Linked DNA regions of Homo sapiens: region 2 is linked to region 1. The links are chromatin loops, found by intact Hi-C in ENCODE. Cell type or tissue: Caco-2. All regions are shown on one strand. Each heading gives the region's core, and the rest is flanking DNA. Links, peaks and the distances in the headings are about the cores only.

Region 1 (5,374 bases), core at 263-5,262:
TGGAGATGAAGACCCTGTGAGCCAGAAGTGTGGGAGAGAACAGCCTCCTCGCACAGGCCTCTGTCCTCCAAGGGGAGCTGTGCTTTTCTCAGCCTGCTGGCAGTTGCCTGTGGCACTGAGGCACTGAGGGAGGGAAGGCAGAGACCACCCAGTGTGAATTGCTGCTGCCTGAAATGGAAACTGTTCTCCCAGCCATAGGCAGGCAGAGCCAGGAGGGGCTATTCCACAGCTGCTCCCCACCCGCAGCCCATTCCCAGGCTCCACATGGCTCCCTCAGCCTCAATGCCACCAAGAGAGCTGCTCAACCTGCGAGGCACTAGCCCGTCTGCTAACAACCACAGAACGCTCTGGGAGGGATGCGGCTGGGTCTCCTTTGCCTCCTCTGAGCCACAGAGATTGGCCCCCCGGGGACAGGTCTTCCGATTTGGGTTCAATCTCTGGCTGAGGTCTTAAGCAGTTTTTCTATGCTTGATGATATGTGAGTGAGAGCCTGAGAACTCTTCCTGCCTCCTCTTGGAGAATGTCTGCCAGCTCCACATAGGAGGTAAGCTGTTCCAGGAATCGTGCATGTGAATTCGGCTTCATAGTTTTGGCTTCATAGATGGCTTCATAGTTTCAAGATTAAGGGCCAAAGATGAATTCACAACGGTTCTTGCCACCCAGTACTTCATTTATTCCTCTTTAATGTCCTCTATATATTAATCCATTTAGGTCCTTTCATGCAGACCAAAGTTGTCCAACATTGGAGTAATACTTTCTTGTCCCTTTGGTCCCCTCTAAAAAGCCCACCAATAATTTGATTCAAAGTAGAAGAACTTTGGATAACAGAGCGTTCTGCAATACTAAACAAGGTTCATAAAGTGCCACTCTGGAAGGAGTCTTAAAGACCAACAGCCAGCACCACGGATATATTTTTAAATGGTGCTGAGTAAGAAACGTTAGGAAGCAAATGAGGACTATAACATAATGTAATATATGTAAATTTTAAATAAATACACAAAATAATAATCATATCTTATAGAACTACATACCTATTCAAGGATAAATATCTTTCACATTGATGTAGTGGCCTGTTGGGAAGAAAGGAATTAGTGCTGGGAATGGAGAAGGAGGGAGGGAGAGAGGAAGGGAGGAAGGAGGGAAGGAAGGAAGGAAGGAAGGAAGGAAGGAAGGAAGGAAGGAAAGAAGGAAGGGGAAGGGAGGAAGGGAGAGGAAGGGGAACAGGGAAGAAGGGAGGAGAGGAAAGGGAAGAATTTAATAATGATGATAGCAGATTATGTCTTGAAGAATATGGAGTAACTCTAACATAAGTTAAAAAGGAAGCAAGCCCTAAATTAAACCTTTCATTTTACAGATGGAGAAACTGAGGCTCAGAAAGATGAACTGTTTGATGCTGGGATTTTATTGCTGTTCAGAGGCAGAAACCAGGCATTTTGACTTCCAATTCAATGTGCTTTCTACTGCATCAAACTGCTACACGTATACTTATAATGCCTCACTTCCTTCCCTTCTAATGAGTAATTCATCTAAGTATAGTTTTAACTGGAGAGGTTGATCATTGCTGGCCCAATTCATGGTCCCTCTCCCAGAGAAGCCACCCACCCCTACTGAAAGACTGAGGCCTTGTTGGACACCAGGTGACCCGGATCACCTTCTCTTGGCCGATGGGCCTGAGGTGGGAAACTGATTCAAGGGCAGCCCTTCCAGAGACAGGGTGGGGGTCACCAAGCATCCTGGTTTGCCTTGGACTGAGGGGGGTCCCAGGATGCAAAACTCTCTGTGCTGAAACTAGAAAAGTTCTGAGCCACCTGGGACAAGCTGGTCATCCTGGCAGGGAGGGACTTAGGACCTGTAAGGCCAGCTTCAAAAATAGATTCTCAGTGAGAAACAGGGAATCTAGCAGACCGAGACTGTTGGCTGCAATAGAAGTGCCGTGGTGTAGAAAGAGGGCAAGGGGCACTAAGGAGCTTCCATACGGGTCCTATATAAACAAAACTCAAGAGCAGAAACTTCGAGAAGTGGAGGACACTGGTTGACCAAGAGAGGAGAAAAGGGTCTATCTTTGTTTAAAGACAAGCAGATACCTGCCCGCAAGAGAAGGACTCTGCTGCAGAGAGGATAAAACTCTCGCATTGGCCCTTCATTTCAGAGGCACACGGTGGCAAGATGGGGGTGCAGATCTCCAAGAAGAGGAAGTTTGTCACTGATGGCATCCTCAAAGTGGAACTGAAAAAGTTCTCACTCGAGAGCTGGCTGAGGATGGCTACTCTGGAGTTGAGGTCCAAATTACGTCAACCAGAACAGGAATTAATACAGGAGCTTAAAATAAATTATTTAGGCAGATAGTGAGGGTAAGAGAATCCTCGGCAAGACTTCTCTCTTAACAAAAAGCAGCCCCCGAATCATTTATTTTCTAACAAAGAGCAGCCTGTAAAATTGAGCTGCAAACATAGATAAACAAGCTGGAAGCTTGCATGGAGAATGCCAGCAGCTGTGCCAATAGAAAAAGGCTACCCGGGGGTCAGGCATGTTCAACATGGAGGCTCCATCTTCCCTTTTCTTTGTCAACCACATGTACAATAAAGGAACAGGCAACATGGCACAGGCCAGGTAGAGAACCCATCACATAAAAAATAAGGGTGGTATGGCCAGTTTCTTTACAAGCTATGTAAATGACACACCTGGTCCCACCAATCGAAACCGTCTGCTCAAGCTCATCTATAAAACGCTGTGCATTTCACCATGAAACTGAAAAACCTGCTTGGGAGCCCATCTCTGCAGGAGAGAGAGCTTTTTTCTTTCTTTTGCCTATTAAACCTCTGCTCCTAACCTCACTCCTTACGTGTCCACATCCTTGATTTCCTTGGTGTGAGGCAACGAACCTCGGTTACTACTCTAGACAAATGACGCTGCTTCAAAATCATAATCTTAGCCACCAAAACACAGAATGTTCTTGGTGAGAAGGGCTGGCAGATTTGGAAATTGCCTGCTGTAGTTCAGAAGAGGTTTGGCTTCCAGAGGGCAGTGTAGAGCTTTTTGCTGGAAAGGTAGCCACAAGAGGTATGTGTGTGTTTGCCTAGGTGGAGTCTCAGTGTTACCTCCTGGGAGGGCTTGCAGCGCAGAGGGCCTGCTGTGGTGTGCTGTGGTTCATCAGGCGGGGCGTAGGGGGCCACAGGCTTCAAGGCTGTGGTGTCTGAAAACTCTAAATGCAGGAAGTTTGTGGATGACCTGATGATCCTCAGCAGGAACTCTGTTTACCTCATTGACACCGCCATGTGCCAGGTGCTGCTCCAACAGGGTGTGCTGGCCATCAAGGGAAGGTCATGCTGCCCTGGGACCCAGCTGGTAAGACTGACTCTAGGAAGGCCCTGCCTGAGCACATGAGTATCGTGGAACCCAAAGATGAAGTACTGCCCACTACCCCATCTCAGAATAGAAGGGTGGGGAGGAAGCCATAGCTCCTGCCATGCCGCAGCCAACCCCCACAACATGACAGGTTCTCCTTGACAGCTGTGTCTGGCATCTGGATGTTGTCCTGGAAAGGCCTTTAATAAAATCTTGTACAAAGGCACAAAGCCTGACTCGACTGTATGTCCAGTGTTCAGACTGAGGGGCATGTTGGCCTGCAGAGCATTCCTTGACCTCTTGGTTAAGGAATTTGCAGGGCCCAGCACGGGAGGACCCAAGCAGAGCTAACCAGAGGAATGTCCCATGTGAGAGTGAAGGCTGATGGCTAGCAGGGCAGCACCTCAATTAACTGTTCTGTAATTCAGGATTGTAGCTTTAGAAGGGGGATATATTTAGAATGATTTTTCCTATGCCTAAGGAAATACGCATTGCACATAGAAAGTAAATACAATGGCCATTATAGTGTGCGTCATACTGTGCTAAATGTTCTTTGCATTCACAATCATTTACTCCTCAACATCTGGTACGTGGAAAGGAAATGTGCTGCACCACTGAAGCTCAGGCTCAGAAGCAAATTTGCCTGAGCAGTATGGAGCTGGCATTAGAATCCACATTCCTAAGTTCTGCTCTCTTGACCATTCTGTTCTGGAAAACTGTAAGGAACATTTAAATTGTCAACACAATAACAACAAAGCACCTCTTACATCAGTCTTTGGTAGCCCTGAGTGTGGTCTCAGCCTTCCTCCAAGGCTCGCAGGTGCACAGCTTACAACCAACCCCTCTTCTCGGGAGCTACTCTCATTAGCTTTCTGCTCCTTATAACCATGAGTCTGACCAGCATGATTTTTATTTTAGGAAAACTGGCTTTCAGTAGCTCCTTCCTCAAAAACCACTGTGGCCAATTTCAGGTTCTCAAAGAGACTCTTTCCAGATGCTCCTGTTTGCTGTTGCTGCTGCTTCTGCTTTCATTGCCAAGGAGAGGGTTGCAGCAGAAGACGCTCCTCTTCTGTAATAAGCTGGTTCTCTCCACTCAGCCTGAGTACACTCAGGGCTCCAGACACTAAAGAGCAAAACCCTCTCCTCCATCCCCACTCAGATGCCCACTTCTGCAGCCATCACCGTATAGGATCAAACTTCTTGACAAAATTATTTATTCCCCAGGCCTCCATTTCCTCCCTTCCTGTGCAATCCTGAAGGCCCTTCCACCTTCCCACCCCTAGGAAAATACTCTGGCCTTGGTCCCCAGGGCCCACAAAGCGGCCAAACCCAGTGAACTTTTTCCTGCCTTTAACCCCTGACGAAGTTTCTGTAACTTCCCACACCATCGGCCACATGTTCTCCTTGAACTCAGCCCTCTCACCTGCCAAGGTACAAAAGGCCTCACTGCCTCGCCCTCTCCTCAGCCCATTAGACTCTATTTCCCTCCCCTTCACTGGCTCCACCCTCCTCCCTCCCACCTAATAAGGAAACACTTTCTGGATTTTTTGTCCTTCCCACATTATCTCCAAGACCTCGCCTTCCCAAAACCTCATCTGTCCGAGGCTCTGGGTACTGTCCCGGAGTAACAGTGAATTTGAGGTCTGCAGGGAGACACTTTTGCATATGTGTGTGTAGCCTTTTGTAAAGTGCCTGTGTGGATCTGGTTTTCACTGTTTAGCAAACAGGATCACCTGGGCCTTGTTTATCCCATTACTTTGTTATGAGACTTTTAGTTTGGCTGGCAGAATTCAGCCAGAGAATGCCCTGTGCAGGCGCAGAGAAGGATTGCAAAGTGCCAGGGGTGGGTGACTGGTTAACCATTTACTTCCCTCCCAGGGAGGACAGCAGAAAAGAGGCCCCAGCTGCTGCCCACTCCTGCCCACAGCCTTGGTGTTCCTGATCCAGCACGTTGCCATCATCCTCGCCCCAGATACCAGCCAAGGAGGCTGGAAGGCCAACCAAGCTCCAACCACTGGGCGTCCCATCG
Region 2 (5,374 bases), core at 263-5,262, 49 kb before region 1:
TGAGCTCAGGGGTAGAAGTTGTAAATTTCTTTTGCTCTACCACAGTATAATTAGCTCCCCCTCTTGTGAGGAATGAAAGGGCCGTGTGCTTCTGACAGCTGTGGGAGCCGCCTTCCTGCCTGGATAAATCTAGTCTCCAACGATATTGTTGCACCTGTTTAAACAAGGAACAGAATAGGTATTTATTTAAAGTTCAAGAGGCCATATGAGCCATGGCCTAAATATAGGCCTGGATATAATTATAAAGATACTTAATTCTTTGTTCTGAAAGATTTTTGCAGCCCACTATTCCCTCAAAGGCTTGGGCAGCTTCCTTTAACACATGTACCTCCCAGAACGAGTAAAGGCAGGGCGTGAGAATGCCTCTTGGAGGCCAGGCATTGTGGAAGACCCCTGGCCCCAGCCCTGACCTTGCTCATCATCAGAACCACCAAGGGGAAGACTCGATAAAGGTACAGAGCTCTAGGTCCTCTCCCAGCAATCATCATTCCTGTGCTCTTGGAGTGGAGCCCAGGAATCTGTATTTTTAAGCTCCCCACATGATTCTAATGCTTACCCAAGTTTGGGAACCCTTGATCTAAGGCATGGTAGTGGGGGCGAGGGGAAGCGGTCCTTTCTGTGAGGCATTTCTGGGACCAGGTCAGGGATACTACTAATTGGTATTTACTGAGCCCTCCTCACATACAGGCACCCACCATGATTCCCATTTTCCAGATGAGGCAACTGAGCTCTTTCATTCATTTCTCTGCTGTGTACTGAAGTACCTCAAAGCAGGAGTTCACCATGTTTTTGAGGCCATGGAACCTTTTGAGACTCTAGTGAAAGCTATAAACCCTCTCACCATAAAACTGTACATGCATGGAAGATTTTGCAGTGTTGGAGGGTTCATGGAGCCCCCTAAAGCCCATCCAAGAATGCTTGATTAAGAATAGTCATCATGAAGGACATTCTCTCAGGGCAGGCCACCAACAGGCACAGTAAGCTTGATCCGTAGCAGCCTGAGGAAGGGCTTCTGGAGCACCTGCGTGTGCAGAGCACATTGAGAGATGCTGTGGGCACAGAAGTGAAGATGACATGCAATGAGCTGGAAAGACTCAACTGAACAGAAAGAGAGATAATATGAAATTCAAGGTAGTTTATGCTAAGTCCTAAACAACAGGGGCCAACAAGCCCTGCAGCTCAGGGTGGCAAGGAGTCATGCACTGTGGCCTTGGTAGGAGGGCTGAGAGGTTGGAGGTTGGGAGGTGAGGCCTGACCTGAGCTCAGCAGGCAGGAGAGAATTCTGGGCAATGGGGGCTTGGTGAACAGCATCTCTTTTTTTTTTTGAGATGGAGTTTTGCTCTTGTCACTCTGAAGTACAATGGCGCAATCTCAGCCTACTGCAACCTCTGCCTCCTGGGTTCAAGCGATTCTCCTGCCTCAGTCTCCCGAGTAGCTGGGATTACAGGCACCCGTCACCATGCCCAGCTAATTTTAGTATTTTTAGTGGAGATGGGGTTTCTCCATGTTGGTCAAGCTGGTCTCGAACTCCTGACCTCAGGTGATCCACCCTCCTCGGCCTCCCAAAGTGCTGGGATTACAAGCCTGAGCCACCACGCCCAGCTAGTGAACAGTATCTCAAAGGAGAGGACGGTTTTGGGGAGGACAGGAGAACCACTAGTAGGGCAGAGACAAGGAAAAAAAGCCTGGTCATTTGGTTTGGTTTTAAGGGATTCTGCATACGGAAGTTTTTAAAAAGGAAACGAAAGAGCAGAATAAGAAAACTATTTTTTAAATGTTCAAACGGGGTGAAAAGTTTTGTAGCCTTTTTATTTTAATTTATTCTTTTTTTTTTTTTTTTTTTTTGAGTCTTGCTCTGTCACCCAGGTGGAGTGCAGTGGTGTGATCTCCGTTCACTGCAACCTCCACCGTCCAGGTTCAAGTGATTCTTCTGCCTCAGCCCCCTGACTAATTTTTGTATTTTTGGTAGAGACGGAGTGGAAATCATGTTGGCCAGGATGGTCTCAAACTCCTGGGTTAAAAGCGATCCACTGGCCTCAACCTCCCAAAGTACTGGGATTACAGATGTGAGTCACCACGCCCACCTGTAGTCTTTAAAAAATATGTTTACGTTGAACAATTAAATTATTGAAACACAAAACATGCTATATAATTGTTCTGTTCAGAAAAAATATTACAGAATTTACAAAAAATATTAACTCAGTTCCCCACAAGCAATGTAGTCCAGTAACAGGGCCAGAGATAAAGTTGCAACCTCTGTCAGCTTCTATGGGACCGTGTCCATAACCTCATTTGCAGATGAGGTCTAACTTCGAAGTGTAACCTCTTTGTGAAAGCAGAGTTTCAGGCCAGCAGTCCTCCTGCCGCCCTCCCTCCCTCCCTCCGCCCTGTGATAGGCCCTGCGAAAGGCTCTGCCTTAGAGTGGGGAGGGTCTGTGCCGGGATGTGTCCCTTTGGGTCCCATTGGAGAGGGCTCTGGGGCCCCGCTAGCGTTTCCTCCTTTGTCCTGTAGGGGGAGCCGCTGCAGTTTCGCGGGAAGTCGGCCCGGCGGAGGGCAGAGCCCTGGGCGTGGAGGAAGCTGGAGCCAGGGGAGACTGGCAGGAAAGGATCACGTGGGCCAGCGAGAGGAGAGCCTGGACAGGGGCCAGCAAAGGGCGAACTTCTGCAGACGAGGACTATCCAGCCCTAGGGGTACGGGAGAGGGAAAGACGAGGCCGAGAGGGACCCTGACTTTGCAGCAGGGTGTCTGGGCATTGGTGGCTCCACCTGCAGAACCAAAAGAATCCACCAGGTCTGATGGGCAAAGGTAACAAACTCGGCGTGAGTCCTGCCTCGCTGCGTGGGTCGTCTCAACTGTGCTTCCTGCCGAACGCCCTAGTAGCTCCCTAAAAGATGGGTGCTGCGGGCAGGGTCCCCTGCGCGCCTGCCACCGTATTCTCTCTGAAGAGGGTGCAGGTTCTGAGAAGCACCTGCTTTTTTCAGCTAGGGAGGTCCTGATCTTTTTGCTCTTGTCCCAGGACATGGCATCATAATGTGAGACTTAGATTCTTGAAATTGGGAAGGGATTTCAGCAACTCGAGGGCAAGTTGCAGATATATGCAGGTGAAAGTCAATCATAAGAAGACAAGGCCAAGAGTGAATCTGTAATGTGAATGTTAGGTGTGGGCAGAAATATGAAATGTGCTGGCTGGAATGGACCTTTACTTTTCAGGAATAGCAGGAATTAACATAGAAAGAGGTTTATGTGGAATTAGAAGGAAGAGTGGAATCAGATATCTATTTCCCATAGTGGTCCAGTTTGCTATGAGTTTCAGAAATGCACATCACCACGATCTGGTATCGTGAAATGATTTCTTAGGTAAATAAGATGGTTTTCTGTTTCCAAATATAATATATATATATATATTTTTGAGACGGAGTTTCATTCTTTTTGCCCAAGCTGGAGTGCAATGGCACCATCTCGGCTCACTGCAACCTCCGCCTCCTGGATTCAAGAGATTCTTGTGCCTCAGCCTCCCGAGTAGCTGGGACTACAGGTTCACGCCACCATGCCCAGCTAATTTTGTATTTTTAGTAGAGAAAGGATTTCACCATGTTGGCCAGGCTGGTCTCAAACTCCTGGCTTCAAGTGATCTGCCCGCCTCAGCCTCCCAAATTGCTGGAATTACAGGCGTGAGCCACCACGCCCAGCCCCAAATATAATTTCTTTGCATAAAAATGAGCTTACTAAACAGACTCGGAAATTATTGTGAGATCCTATAACCCATTTTAAAAAAACAATTGAAAACATGCTGCATGTCTGATTTCCCATGTTGAGACAAAGCTACATATGACCACTTTTGAAGAACAATAGCAATATAAAGGTACATTTAGCTCTATTCTCATTTAAAAACGCTGTTATTTTAATTGACAAAACTTCACTGCTGGATTTCATTCTCCGTTTTGCACGGAACTTCCTTAGTCCTCACAAGTATGGTGTTTTAATTATATGTTTTTGTATTGACTGGTAAAAAGAACCAAACTCCATCCTGTCTCGTCCAGAACAACTCAAAAAAAAAAAAATGATGCTGTCATCTTCAATTCTCTTCTCTTGTAAGTTTTGCTCAGAAATGGGATATGTGCTGGAGTCTGCTATAATCACTGTGGTAGCAACACTGAGTGTTTCTGGCTTGTCAGGTCCTGTTCTAAACTATATACATTAACAGATTTAATGCCAAAGCAACACTTTGAAGAAGATAGACTATTATACTATGTAGAGATGAGGGAAGTGAAGCAAGAGTATAATGCCTAAAGTCACTGAGCCAGTAGACAGCAGAACCAAGTTTGAGATCCAGCCCATCTGATTCCCGGGTTCTCGCTCTTAAGCACTCCAGCATTGTGTCTATCATTCCAGAACTCAAGAAATGCCCTTCGTTTGGTGGAGCACAGGGGCTCTGAGCTCTGGGAATTATAACTGATTAGATCTCAACATAGGCCCAAATGTCAACAGATTTTTCTTTCTGGTTTGTGGGAGTTTCAAAGCAAATAAAGCCATCACCTGGTGTATAAGTGACAATCGCCTCAAGGCCCATGTAACTTCCCTGGTGTGTCTCCCCTGTGTTTCTCAGAAAGGACTCAAATGATATTTTTTCATTACATTTCCTTGGATGTCCACTGTGGGGACAAGAGTTACTTTATTTTAAATGCTAATCCGCCTGACTAACCCCGACTCCGGGAATGCCTCCAAAATGTCAAGTTGTATTACTCTTTATGTAGGAACATCTATTCACTCTCAAGTTTCCTCCAAAACAATCCTTGGTGCTGTTGCAGAAATCATAGGATGTGATGCCTGTAGCCACCTATGTATTCTTCCAGAGTGCACATACTTTCACCAAGATAAAAGCCCTGGGTCTGTGGGCAGTTGCAGTGCGGAGATCTATCTCAGTCTTATGGTTGTCTGCCTCATTCTTGAGTTTCTTGGCTCCTTCAGCATTTGGGGGTTGCTTTGCATATATGGCCATTTCAAGGAAAATCCACTCTGTATCAAATGTAGGAACAGTTCCTCATCTTAGAAGTGAGAAAAACCAGCTCAGAACAAGGAAGTCAAGGTAGAACTTCTCAGAGTTGAACATGGGGAGAGTGTCTTAAACCCTGACAGCCTAGGCTGACAAGAGCAATTCATTTAGGTTCCTCCCTGCAGGAGGCATGACTAGTGTTTAGCAATATCCTCATCTTTCCTGCTTCCTGGGTGTGCACTAGCATCGACTTCTCAGATCCCTTGTAGCTAGGCAGAGTCATGTGGCTAGTTCTGTTCAGTAATGTGGATGGAAATGTCACACATTGCTTCTGGACTGAGACAGTGAAAACCCCTGTGTGGTTTTCCAGGTTCCTCCTCC

The links. Hi-C counts contacts between places; a loop is a spot of excess contacts. Peaks named below come from ENCODE experiments on the same cell type or tissue, not always from the same donor. Only the 100,000 strongest peaks of a DNase experiment are listed, where the experiment ranks them.
Region 2: a loop joins it to region 1, with 2.7 times the contacts of the local background. A loop is called at or near these places in 2 of 110 quality-filtered maps.

What each region holds. Positions count from the first base shown.
Region 1 is chr5:73,150,529-73,155,902 of GRCh38, reverse strand. LOC105379030 (a long non-coding RNA gene) reads left to right here and starts at 5,311. Exons shown (of 2, transcript NR_134252.1): 1 at 5,311-5,374. It also overlaps the pseudogene LOC101060067. RefSeq lists enhancers at 1-153, 154-654. In Caco-2, for the core only: a CTCF peak has its summit at 2,963; no DNase peak of the experiment used is centred there.
Region 2 is chr5:73,199,249-73,204,622 of GRCh38, reverse strand. It overlaps LOC340090 (a long non-coding RNA gene), which reads left to right and starts at 2,662. Exons shown (of 3, transcript NR_134291.1): 1 at 2,662-2,805; 2 at 5,364-5,374. In Caco-2, for the core only: a CTCF peak has its summit at 2,496 (motif pointing right); a DNase peak (open chromatin) is centred at 2,482; H3K4me3 peaks cover 566 bases.